Linked DNA regions of Homo sapiens: region 2 is linked to region 1. The links are chromatin contacts, found by Hi-C or POLR2A ChIA-PET in ENCODE. All regions are on one chromosome and are shown on one strand. Each heading gives the region's core, a stretch centred on a gene start or an enhancer-like site at or near the end of the contact. The rest is flanking DNA. Distances are from core to core; before and after follow the strand shown. Region 1 overlaps CHST12 (carbohydrate sulfotransferase 12). Region 2 overlaps IQCE (IQ motif containing E).

Region 1 (6,220 bases), core at 1,030-3,529:
AGACAAAACAAAGACATTAAAAGCATCCAGATTGGAAAGGAAAAAGTAAAACTATCTTTATGCACAGATGATGGTCCTGTATATCCTAAGAAATCAACCCCAAAGCTATTAGAACTAATAAAGCTTAGTAAGGTGGCAGGATATAAGATGAATGTATAAAAACAAATTGTAGGCTGGGCCTGGTGGCTCACACCTGTAATCCCAGCACTTTGGGAGGCCGAGACAGGCCAGTCACCTGAGGTCAGGAGTTTGAGACCAGCCTGACCAACATGGTGAAACTCATCTCTACTAAACATACAAAAATTAGCCGGGCGTGGTGGTGGGCACCTGTAATCCCAGCTACTCGGGAGGCTGAGATAGGAGAATCGCTTGAACCCAGGAGGCGGAGGTGGCAGTGAGGCAAGATTGTGCTACTGCACTCCAGCCTGGACAACAAGAATGAAACTCCGTCTCTAAATAAATAAATAGATAAATAAATAAATAAATAAATAGTGTTTTATTTTATATATACTGGCAACAAACATTCTGAAAATAGAAATAAGAGAACAATTTCATTCACAATAGCATAAAGAATAACAAAATACTTAGGAATAAATGTAACAAAAAAAGTGCAAGGCTTATATGCTGAAAAAGACAAAATATTGTTGAGACAAATTAAAAGAGGCTTAAGTAAATGGAGACGGGGCCCATGTTCAAGGATGGATGGGCAGTGCTCCTCGAATTGATCTACATATTCAGCACAATCCCGGCCAGGTGTGGCGGCTCATGCCTGTAATCCCAGCACTTTGGGAGGCTGAGGCAGGAGGAATTCAACCCTAAGACCAGCCTGGACAACACAGTAAAACCCCATTTCTACAAAAAAAAAAAAAAAAAAAAAGTCAGGCCTGGTAGCGCATGCCTATAGTCCTAGCTACTCAGGAGGCTGCAGCAGGAGGATCCCTTGAGCCCGGGAGGTTCTAGGCTGCAGTGGTGCGATCACAGCTCACTGCATCACTACACTCCAGCCTGGGCAACAGAGCAAGACCCTGACAAAGGGACGAGGAGGGGAGGGGAGAGGGAGGGGATGGGGGAGGGGAGGGAGGGAGTGGGGAGGGGGAGAGAAAGGAAGGAAGGAAGAAGGGGGGAAGGGAGGGAGGGAAGGGAGGGAGGAAGGAAGGAAAGAAGAAGGAAAAGAAAGAAGGAAAGAAAAAGGAAGGAAAGGGGAGGGGAGGAGAGGGGAGGGGAGGGGAGGGGAGGGGAGGGGAGGGGAGGGGAGGGGAGGGCAGGGCAGGGCAGGGCAGGGCAGGGCAGGGCAGGGCAGGGCAGGGCCGGGCAGGGGAAACTGGGGAGCCCCCGTGAGGCCGGCCCAGGGCCGGGCAGGGGAAACTGGGGAGCCCCCGTGAGGCCGGCCCCAGCTCTTCACAGCCCTGGGACTGGGTTTTCCGGCTCAGCTGTGTCATTTGCTGAGTGGCCGCTGCTTCCAGCTTCTGACCTGCGGTTGCTGCCTCCTTCCCCCGACAAGTCCTTGTGCCCCCAGAGCCACTGACTGGTGGGAAGAGATGCCACGTTCCTGCCCTTGGGGCCACCTCAGCCCACTGGACTGTGTGTGCTCGGCCACCTGTGGGGGAGGGGCTCAAAGAGTGGCCTCAGCCAGCGTGGTCCTGGCAGCGCGTCTTGGGGCTTCAGGCCTGGGGAGTCGGAGCCACTCAGCTCCTTGAGTCCCCCAGAGGGGCCCAGAGCAGTGACCCAACAGCAAGTGAGTGGTGGAGTCAGTGTGAACTTGGTTCAAACTGGAAACAGGTCGCCCTCACGGACAGTGTTTGGTGGGAGGAAGACAGCTCTGGCCAGCATGGCCAGCATGGTGCTGAGGGCGCTGTGGGGCCCAGCAGACAGGAATCACGAGGGCGTCAGAGCCTGGGTGACCAGGCCCAGCCCTGCCACGGTGCCCCCAGATCACCCAGTGCCCTCCTGGTCCAGCCGCCCAGGGGGCTGAGCAGCCACTTCCTGTGCCCCCCACGGCCTGTCCAGAACCGGGACTGTACAGCCACCCACACAGGGACCGTGTCTCAGAGGCCCGGGAGGGTGGCCTCAGGGCTGGAGGGATGCTCACTCGGGTGGCCTCAGGGCTTTCGGACCCACGGGGGACATTGCATTACCAGGTTCACATGCGCTTTGGCCGGCCACCCCATGCCCTGCGTGCAGCCGCGTTTAGCCAAGGGTGCGCCGCAGGTCGCGTTCCTGAGCCGTGGCTGCCCCCTGGTGGAAGATGCCCAGGGCCCGGCCTGCCCAGCTCCATGCAGCCCCTCCAGGAGCCCTGTGCCAGGCTGCAGGCCCAGGACTCAGAGGTGGATCCACCCGAGGGAGCTCCTCTAAATGGCCCGGCTCACACCTTCCTCGGGCAGGCACAGGTCTCACTGGTTGGGGGGAATAGTTGCGTCAGCCATTCCTGGGGCAGTGGAAGGTCTGGGGGCCACTCCCAGGGCTGCGGGACAGGCTCAGCATTGTGGCCAGAATCAAAGAGGCCCGGAAGCACCCTGCCCGGGACAGAGAGCCAAGATCCTGGAACAGGGCCAGGCGCAGTGGCTCACACCTGCAATCCTACCACTTTGGGAGGCTGAGGCAGGCAGATCACCTGAGATCAGGAGTTCGATACCAGCCTGGCCAACATGGCGAAACCCCATCTCTACTAAAAATACAAAACAGCTGGGCATGGTGGCAGGCGCCTGTAATCCCAGCTACTCAAGAGACTGAGGCAGGAGAATCGCTTGAACCCGGGAGGTGGATGTTGCAGTGAGCCGAGATCGTGCCACTGCACCTCAGCCTGGGTGACAGGGCGAGAGTCTGTCCCCCCAAAGAAAAAACCCACAAGGGGCTGAGCTGCCACCCCTGCGGGGGTCCAGGAGATGCCAGGCCAGGCTGGGGGAAGCTGAGAGCAGCCCACCTCCCCCAAGCCCTGCAGGCTTGGGCTCAGCACCGTGTGGACCTGACGGGAGTTTCCCATGATTCTGGGCTCAAAATGCTGGGTGCCTGGGAGAGGGTGGGGGGCGGTGGGACATACCAGCTTGGATGAGAGCCCTGGGCCCCAGGCGTGCACCTGTGTCCTGCTACAAAGACGGGCAGTGGGGCGGAAGCAGCCACGGGCTGAGACACTGGATGTGTGCAAGTGTGTACGTAGGTGCCTGTGTGCTGTGTATATCAGTGAGGGTGAAATGGGTATTTTCTTCCTGTTCCCCAGGGAGTGGGGGGCCCCGAGGAAATTCGGGTCATGCCGGAGATGAAGAAGCTACACTGTCACGGACGTCCGGGTGGGTCGCGTGTCTGAGACCCCACACAGGAAGGAGCTGGAAGCCTTGGGTGAGGAGGCTACAGCTCCAGGAGCTCCTGCCTGTGCCTGCCTGCCTGGAACGCTCAGAGGCATCCCCCAGCCCTGCAGGGGCCCCTTCCACTGTCCCTCCTCAGCTGGCACCCTTGTGGGAAGGTGTGGAGAGCTGCCACCTCGGCCCCAGGGAGGGAATTCTTTACGCTTTTTTTTTTTTTTCCAGATGGCGTCTCACTCTGTCGCCCAGGCTGGAGTGCAATGGCGCAATCTCGGCTCACGGCAACCTCCAACTCTCGGGTTCAAGCGATTTTCCTGCCTCAGCCTCTTGAGTAGCTGGGATTACGGGCATGTGCCACCACACCCAGCTTATTTTTGTATTTTTAGTAGAGACGGGGTTTCACCTTGTTGGCCAGGCTGGTCTCGAACTCCTGACCGCAGGTGATCCACCCGCCTCAGCCTCCCAAAGTGCTGGGATGACAGGTGTGAGCCACCGCACCCAGCCTGGTTTCTGTAGGGCAATGACCTTGAGACCTCCCCTACACACTGATACAAGGGGGTCAGGGTCTTCCGAGTCCACACTCATCTCTGCATGTGGACTGTGCTCAAGCCCCACTCCACCCACCTGAGGAAAGGACCTCTTTGCTCTCTCTGCTACCCTGGTCACAGCCAGAAGCCAGCGTGAGGCACCAGCCACTGTCTGAGGACACATGAACCTGCACTTCCAGCTGGTCATTGGCCCACGCCTTCCTGTAAGAAAACGACACACAGATGCCCTTGCACCCGTGCACACACAGGTGCACACACAGGTGCACACACGCACACCCCTGAGTCTTGCAGCCAGACTGCACACACAGGGACCCTGTTGCTGTCTCCACACTCCCACCAGACCCAAGCTCAGGGAAGGGCTGGGAAGTGTGACTGCTGCCGGCCCCAGTTCTTTTTTAATATGGGAGGTATCTGGACAATACGGAGCCCGATTCCATTCAAGATGTGACCAGGCCAGGCACGGCAGCTCAGGCCTGTAATCCCAGCACTTTGGGAGGTCAAGGCAGGGGGATTGCTTGAGCCCAGGAGTTTGAGACAAGCCTGGGCAACACAGCAAGACCCTGTCTCCACAAAATATAAATTTAGCCAGGCATAGTGGCAGGCACCTGTGGTCTCAGCTACTCAGGAGGTTGAGGTAGGAGGATGGCTTGAGCCTGGGAGGTGGAGACTACAGTGAGCCATGATCATGCCACTGCACCCCAGCCCTGGGCCACAGAGCAAGGCCCTGTCTCAAAAAATGTATATTTAAAAAGAAGGCTGGGTGCAGTGGCTCATGCCTGTAGTTCCAGCACTTTGGGAGGCCAAGAAGGGTGGATCACCTGAGGTCAGGAGTTCGAGACCAGCCTGGCCAACATGGTGAAACCCTGACTCTACTAAAAATACAAAAATTTAGCCCGGCGTGGTGGCAGACGCCTGTAATCCCAGCTACTCGGGAGGCTGAGACAGGAGAATCACTTGAATCGGGAGGCAGAGGCTGCAATGAGCAGAGATCGTGCCACTGCACTCCAGCCTGGGCGACAGAGCGAGACTCCATCTCTAAATAAATAAATAAATAGAAATGAGCCTAGGAGTTCAAGGCTGCAGTGAGCTATGATCACACCACTGCACTCCAGCATGGGCAACAAGAGCGAAACTCTGAAAGAAAAAGAAAGGAAAGGAAAAGGGAAGGAAAAAGGAAGGACAAGGAAAGGGAAGGGAAGGGAAAGGGAAGGGAAGGGAAAGGGAGACATGACCAGTCTGCTAGGCAGAGCAGGTTTTGGCCTCCTCACCAGCTGAGATTCAGAATTGCTCGAAACCCCTGCAGAAGGTTACACCAGCTTTTCTCTGCCAGTCTTCACCCACATCGCAGACATTCTCCAAGAAGTGGGGGAAGAAGCTGAGGGTGGGTGGCCGGTGTCCCCTAAAGCCGCGGGGACAGAAGGCGGGCTGCTCTGCCCCCAGGTCTTATCGGCTTTCATAGGAGGAATGGGTTTTGTTCAGTCCCGGGTAGAGAAGACATTGCCATTTACTGAGATCCAGCTGCATATGACACAGAAGAGGACGTGGTGCTCTGTGAGGTCCTGAGCTTCGAGGTTTGGACAAGGACTGGTGGGTGCCATTAACAGGGGGCAGATTCGGACGGGTATAAGAATGAAGTTGGTTATCCAGCCTGGCAGGGGCTATGGGAGAGGGAGCCCGCCATTCAAGGGGTGCAAGGGGAGGCAGAGACAACCTGCCGGGAAGGCACCTGGCGAGAGCAGGGTCTCCCCAACTCCACACTTCCTGGTCCAGTTCCTTTATTGTTCAAATTTAAAATATGTTTGTGGCCAGGCACGGCGGCTCATGCCTGTAATCCTAGCATTTTGGAAGGCCGAGGAGGGCGGATCACTTGAGACCAGGAGTTCGAGACCAGCCCGACCCACATGGCGAAATCCTGTCTCTACTAAAAAGAGAAAAATTAGCCGGGCATGGTGGTGTGTGCCTATAGTCCCAGCTACTTGGGGAAGAAGCGCTTGAACCCAGGAGGTGGACGGTGCAGGGAGCTGAGAGCTGAGGTCGCACCACTGCACTCCTGCCTGGGCGACAGAGTGAGGCTCTGCCTCAACAACAACAAAAAAAGTGTTTATTCAGGCTGCTCTCCCTATGGAATAGCCATTCTTTATTTCTTAACTTTGTTAATAAACTTGTTTTCACTTGTTTAAAAAAAAAAAAGTGTTTGTGGCCGGGCGCAGTGGCTCATGCTTGTAATCCCAGCACTTTGGGAGGCCGAGGCGGGCGAATCACTTGAGGTCAGAAGTTCGAGACCAGCCTGGCCAACATGGTGAAACCTCATCTCTACTAAAAATACAAAAATTAGCTGGGCTTGGTGGCACATGCCTGTAATCCCAGCTACTCGGG
Region 2 (6,220 bases), core at 1,831-4,330, 160 kb before region 1:
ACGTCCCGCAGAAACAGCTTGGTTTAACAAGTGGGAGCAGCTGCCACAAGAGAACGGAGGGTCTCCCCCAGCGAATGTGCAGGTGTCTCACTTTCTCAGGGCTTTCGAGGTGGACTGGCTCCTAGGACCTGAAGCTTTGAGCTGGCAAGCAGGGATGGCTTGGGACAGCGCCCCAGGGAGTGGACCCGGGCGGGTGGGGTGAAGGCAGGGGTCTAAAGAGGGCCTGTGTCAGTTACACAGTCCATCAAGTTACCAGCCAGTTCAGTGGAAAAAAAAATGGACTTGGCAACCCACAGACCAAATAAGGAAAACACGTACACAAGCCAGGCCCCCCGCTGACTCGCTTCCACCCACTGCAGAAACAGAAGCTAAGTGGAGACAGGGGCCAGGCTTCGAACCGCAGGGTGGGGCGGGTCCTGCACTTTGGGTGGCCCCATCCCTGAGTGACTGGGAGAGAACAGGCTGGGCTGGGGACACCTGTGTCCTCCTCCCATAGAGCAGGTGGACATGCAGAGCCTCCTCTCTCCCTTTCACAAGCCACTGTGTTGGGGCCATCGGCCTTCTGACCGCCACAGAGAATGACCCAGGCTCAGCTTAGGTGACTCAGAAGGCCGCCATGCTGCAGAAAAGGCGCCCAGGGGTTAAGCCTGTCCCCGTGGACGGAAGCCTTGGGAGAAGCTGTCAGCTGTGTAAAAAGGGGCTTTCTAACCATTGGGTCTCTCCTGAGACAGCGGCCAGCCCCGGCAGGAGTCCCCACAGGGGTGCTGTGGAAATGCAGACACCAGGCCTGGGCTGTGCAGGGGTCTAGATGCCCCTGAAGGCCCGCCCAGGTCTAAGGCTCTTCCTCTTGACGCCCCAGCAAGGGCTAATCTCACACACAAGCAAGAGATGGGCACTGGACACTGTGCGCTTCCCCCAGGAACTCCCTCCTAGGCCTCTGCAGCTGCTGGCTCCACAGGCTCCGCACGCCCGGCCCAGCCCAGCCCAGCCCAGCCCAGCCCAGCCATGGAGCTTGGGAGTGCAGAGGCCGCACACATGGGGTGACGGGGACTGTCCCAGACACCAGATGCAACACGCCCCACCACGAGCCTATGCTGTCCCTTGGAACGGCGAGCCTGCCTCCTCACCCTCCTCTCCTCCTCTTCCCCGGGTGGCCCCACACAGGCTAAGGCTCCCGCCACCAGCTTGGGAACAGACATCACCCTGCTGTTCTCAGAAGCAAGTGTGATGCTGCTTTTGTAATTGGGAATTTTAAAAAATCTTGGTCTCCACAGTGACAGAATCCAACCAAATTCCTTCCTGGGAAGGGCAGCTCTGGAGGGCAGTGCTCCAGGGGATAGCAAGGGTGACGGGAAAGGACGGTGTGAGCGGGTGGGGCATGGAGTAAGATCATTTGGGGACCTGGGTGTCTTTAGCTCCTCACTGGCTTGGGACAGGCCGTGTTTTGCTGTGGGGATGGGGGAAGCCGGTCTCACACCTTCCTAAGGCACAGCGGGGTGTGTCTGCCTGGCCTGCTGGGCTGAGATCGAGCAAATCCTGGTTGTTGAGGGTGTCACCAGGAAGAGGGGGCATGGTGTCGGCGCTGGTTGCGGATAGCAGCTCCTCACGGTCAAGGTCGTGGGCAGGCGGCAAGGTGCTGTCAGAGAACGTGTCACTACAGGGCTCCCTGGCATCTGCGAGTTCACGGCAGATGTGTCTGTTGGCACTGAAAATCCACCATCCGAGCTGCAGCTGGAGATGAGGGGGATGCGAGCCGCTGGCCCTCCCCAGAGAATAAAGTAAAGGCATTTGGGTCTCCTTCCACAAACAAAAGCACAAAGAGACACGACGCAGATGCTGAGGTGTTAAGTAGGTATCATCGTTCTTCTCCTAACACGATAAATTATCTTTCCAGTCGTGGTTCCTATGTCCTCGGCAGCGCTGCCATCACGGCGTGGAGACAGTGACGGGGACCTAAACTGGAAAGTTCTTCGTGGGCAGAGACGGTGCAATGACAATATCGTCGGAATCATCGGAGTTGACGTCATCCCCAGGTAGAGGTGCCAAGGCCTGTGGCCCTGAGGGAGAGGGGTCTGCAGAAATGAACCACAGGGAGAGGGGTCAGCCACGCTGACCTCAGGGGCTGCCACCACGGACACCCTTACACTGTCTGCTCTTCCCCGGCAGGCAAGACGGCAGCCACCCCGAGAAGCAGTAAGCCATGGGGCACACAGGCCCTCAGGAGCAACTCACACACCTGCCAGAAAGCCTCACTCTCCGCCCTCAGGACCAACTCACACACCTGCCAGAAAGCCTCACTCTCCAGCCTCAGGACCAACTTACACACCTGCCAGAAAGCCTCACTCTCCAGCCTCAGGACCAACTTACACACCTGCCAGAAAGCCTCACTCTCCAGCCTCAGGACCAACTTACACACCTGCTAGAAAGCCTCACTCTCCAGCCTCAGGACCAACTTACACACCTGCCAGAAAGCCTCACTCTCCTCACCTTCAAACTCAGCTCTGAGTATTCTCACCATTTCCCCCAGTCAAAACACCTGCAAAAGCAGACATTTGCCAGCATGGAGGAACCTCGAGTCCACACTGGAGTCATTCCCTGAAAGCCATTCCCACAGCAGCAGTCCAGGAGTCTGGGGCCTGGGTGGGTGGCTACCCGTGTGTAGGAGCGTTTCTGCTGGGTGCAGTGGCTCATGCCTGTAACCCCAGGACTCTGGAGGCCGAGGTGGGAGGGTGGCTTGAACCCAGGAGTTCCAGACCAGCCTGGGCAACACAGCTAGACTGCACTTCAAAAAAAAAAAAAAAAAAGCCAACTTCCCTGTTAACTCGCTGGCCACTGGTATAGAGGGCAGGAGGGGGCAAGGCACGGATCGCTGTGAGCTTGCAAGCTGCTCGGCCATTCCCCCTTGGATGCTCCTTCCTAAGCATCTAGAGCGTTCCAAACTTTTAATCCATTCTAGAATGGGACGCCACCTACAGACGGGATGGAGGTGGGTACCAGAGCTGAAGAAGGGACGGGTCCTACCACAGCAGCAGCCCCAGAGCTCCTTGCCGGGGAGCCTGAGTGTCGCTGCCTTGAAAGACGAAAGTAAAAAAGTAATGAACTGCTCATGTGAGATTTTAAAAAGGGAAGGAAATGGCAATTCGGCCATGCCGCAGATACTGTAACTGTGTCAGCTTTTTTTTCCTGCAACTTTCAAGAAAATTCATATTAAAGGGGAACCTTATGAAATTAAAAACAGCTTTCATGGTTATCTTCAAAAACAACCAATCAGCTCAAACAAAAGCTTGATTTATACTTTTCACAGAGACATTTCCTTAGGTCAATAAAGCTGAATCCCTGGGTCACGGGGATGAACTTGCGTCTTTAAAATCACTTGCGTTGAGCAAGAGAAAAGGGCAGCATCAACGCACGCTTTAGCCCTGATCAAAGCCTCTAAAGGTCACCAAAGGCAGGGTCTGGCGAAGCCGGTAGAATCGGCTCCCGGAGAACAACTGAAAGCCTTTTGCAGAGCCCACGAGTCACAGGCCGGCCCGACCGCTTTGCGTGTCTGTACATTCTCCCCGAAACCCCAGGCTGCTCATCTTTGTGTTGAGCTTTACAAATGGAAGTTTTGGAGAGAATATCAAAGTTCAAAGTTTTCTAGCTCTGACGAAACTAGGTTAAAAAATGAAAATAAAATGTGATTTCATACGTGGTATTTCCAGGTCAAACGTGGTATACGGTTCTTAGCTCGTGCAGGAGACTCTCTAAAACACAGCCCCTAGCGGGACCCCCTGGGGAGGGAAGGCTCTCGGGCTCCAGGTCTGATGCGGGCCTCAAAACGGCCTCTTCCCAACTCCGTGACTCCGCGTCAGCACAGGAGGGATCTCCCAGGAAAGCGAGGCCTCCGCCCGCCACGGGCCCCCACACTTACTGGAGTGGTACTGGGGGGCTGCCGGCTCCCTGGGCCCGTCCTGAAGGGACATTCAAATTAAGGCATGTGGGTCCTGGGCAGGCCTCACCCTTCCTTCACCCCCTGGCCTTCCTCACCCTCACCCTTTGGGCTCAGAAGAGCCTCTTCCTTTGTGGTTTTCCTTGCTGTTCTCTCTCCTCCTTCCCTGACTCCACCCTGGAGACCTAAGGACTCAGCACAGCAAAGCCCTTCGCCTGACACTTCCCACGTGAAACAGCCCCGCACGCCACACTCCCCTCCTCAACAGGGTCTTAAGGCTGCCCTTCTCCATCTCCCGACAGTCCCGAGTCTCAACAGCGTGCCTCCGCACTCATCTTCCCTTTACAGGAGGTGTCAATGGGGGGTTTCTAATTGCAGGATAAGACACGGGATCTCAAGTCCACGCAGAGCAGCATAGATTTGGGGTGGAGAGTGGCTTTCCAGCTGTCTAGCCCGTTCTCTACTTTAAACATGAAGGGACTGACGGCCAGAGAAAGGCAGGGCCTGCTGGGGCATCCCCGTCAGCTCCGGGCAGAGCAGGGATGAGGCCTCACACCAGGGTGTGGCATCCTGCAGTGCCAGCGGCTTCTTCACTGACTGTTTTTGGACTTTAACAAAGTAGAAAAGGAAACAATAACACGGTTTTACTCAACAAACAAACAGGAGAAATGCTGGCCTGAAGGAGGAAGCCACCTCGGTCCTGTTGGAGCTGAGAGCAAAAAATAAAGACAGCAAGGACCTCGGCAATTCCAGGCACAAAGGACAAGCTGGGCCAAGGCGGGGCCCTGTTGTGGGCCTTCCTGGCATAAGGCGACGCTTAGTTCAGAGGCAGCTCCAGATGGGACACTCCTCCCTTCCGTCCCGACACAGCCCGGGCTTCCTGGAGGTGGCCACTCTTTGGCTGAGACCTCAGCAGACCAGCTGCCCTGGTGCCAGAATCCAAATGAATGAAATTACCAGGAAGAGCTGCGAGGAAGGGTGGGGAGGAGGCGTCCCCGTGTGTGGCTGAAGCCGATCTCCTCCTGGTAGAAGCTGCGGTGGTGGTTCTTTTACCGGTAGCACTGGAAAAAAACAGAAAACGCCAGCTGATTCTGCTTTTAGAGAGTACAAACCTCTCTGAGGTTTACAGCAGCCTCAGTAATTTGCTTGGAGGCAAGTATTCCAATGAAAGCAAACACAGAGCCAGTCCCGAGCCCCACGACCAGCGCTGTACCCAATATGCACCCAGGGTCCAGAAACGTCCGGCGGTGAAGAGCCTCAGACACGTCCCCGTCCATCTCCTCGGGGACCATGCTGAGGTCAGGCCGGCATGGTTTTATAAGCTGGCCTCAGACGGCTCCGTTCCCTGTCTCCTGTCTGGGTCAGCCCAGCTGCCATTCCCCGGGGACATGCTTGCAGGCTGCATGGCCCTCCACCTCCTGGCTGGGGCTCGCCGCCCAGGGATGGGTCCCTGACTCCTGAGCCCACAGTGTGTCCCAGGTCACATGGGGTCAGGACCATGAGATGCAGATGCGGCCTTGGAGGGAGAAACTGCCCACTCGGAAGTGCTGGGTGGCCGCGCGGCTCCACCACAGAGGCTGAGAACCAGAGCAGTCTGTGATAAGAGGGGAACAAACCCCATGCGGGGTGAAGCAGACGGGGGTGACGGAGCGGGGCCGTCTCTTCCCCTTACTGTAAACTCCCCCCGGCCAGGCTCACTTCAAGGGGTTTTGATTTCTGCAACCGAGAGTCCTAGCAAACCCACCAAGAGGCCTGTGGGAACGCTGCCATCTAGACCCTGCACGCGTCGCCTGTCATATGCCGTGTCCAACACGGAGGTCACAACACAGTTTTCTTTCACAGGGATGACCTATCAGCACAGCCAAAAGCCAGGCCACAGACTGATGGTGACCTGAGCTACACGGTGTGTGAAGCTCCTCTTCTCATCTCCTCCCGGTAGGGAAGAAGCGACTCTGGAAAGGCCTCCCCCGAGGATCACACCTTCCAGCCCACTCCACGTCCGTGGTGCAGCAGGGAGTCCTCAGGATGTGAAGCCTTTACTCTGGCTCCAAACCGAGGTCCCGCTGGCAGGCGGCAGGCGCTGCTCCAGTTTCCGCCACATGCCCTGCACCCAGTGCTCCGGGCCCAGTGCGGTGGGCAGCCTCTCGTGCCATGTCTGTGTCCCACGTCCCCGTGACCCTGACTCACCTGTGCCTGGCCCGGGCCAGGTGTGCCCGCAGAGCGGACTGGATGATGACGATGGCCTCCTCCTGCACAGGGCTGCCCGTGGCCTGGGCGATGGGGCTCGGA

The links. Hi-C counts contacts between places; a loop is a spot of excess contacts on that map. ChIA-PET counts read pairs that join two places held with the same protein, here RNA polymerase II (POLR2A). Pooled maps may share reads with other maps.
Region 2: a loop to region 1 is called in a pooled map, with 9 times the contacts of the local background. The contact joins two enhancer-like sites. A Hi-C loop is called at or near these places in 8 of 50 pooled maps. POLR2A ChIA-PET finds 5 or more read pairs at or near these places in 4 of 52 experiments (AG04450, B cell, IMR-90 and 1 more).

Annotation. Positions count from the first base shown.
Region 1 is chr7:2,447,595-2,453,814 of GRCh38, reverse strand. CHST12 (carbohydrate sulfotransferase 12) reads right to left here. Exons shown (of 2, transcript NM_018641.5): 2 at 5,331-6,220. Among named protein-coding and RNA genes, the nearest start is that of GRIFIN, 26 kb to the left of the region's middle. RefSeq lists silencers at 1,262-1,341, 5,169-5,352 and enhancers at 1,270-1,923, 1,924-2,579. Within about 2 kb of position 2,279, at least 7 of the 41 ENCODE cell types and tissues checked have a DNase peak (open chromatin) inside an H3K27ac peak, as active enhancers do.
Region 2 is chr7:2,605,896-2,612,115 of GRCh38, reverse strand. It overlaps IQCE (IQ motif containing E), which reads right to left. Exons shown (of 22, transcript NM_152558.5): 20 at 6,119-6,220; 21 at 4,889-4,992; 22 at 1-2,072. The coding sequence ends at 1,954. Among named protein-coding and RNA genes, the nearest start is that of TTYH3, 23 kb to the left of the region's middle. RefSeq lists enhancers at 896-1,469, 1,470-2,043. Within about 2 kb of position 3,080, at least 5 of the 41 ENCODE cell types and tissues checked have a DNase peak (open chromatin) inside an H3K27ac peak, as active enhancers do.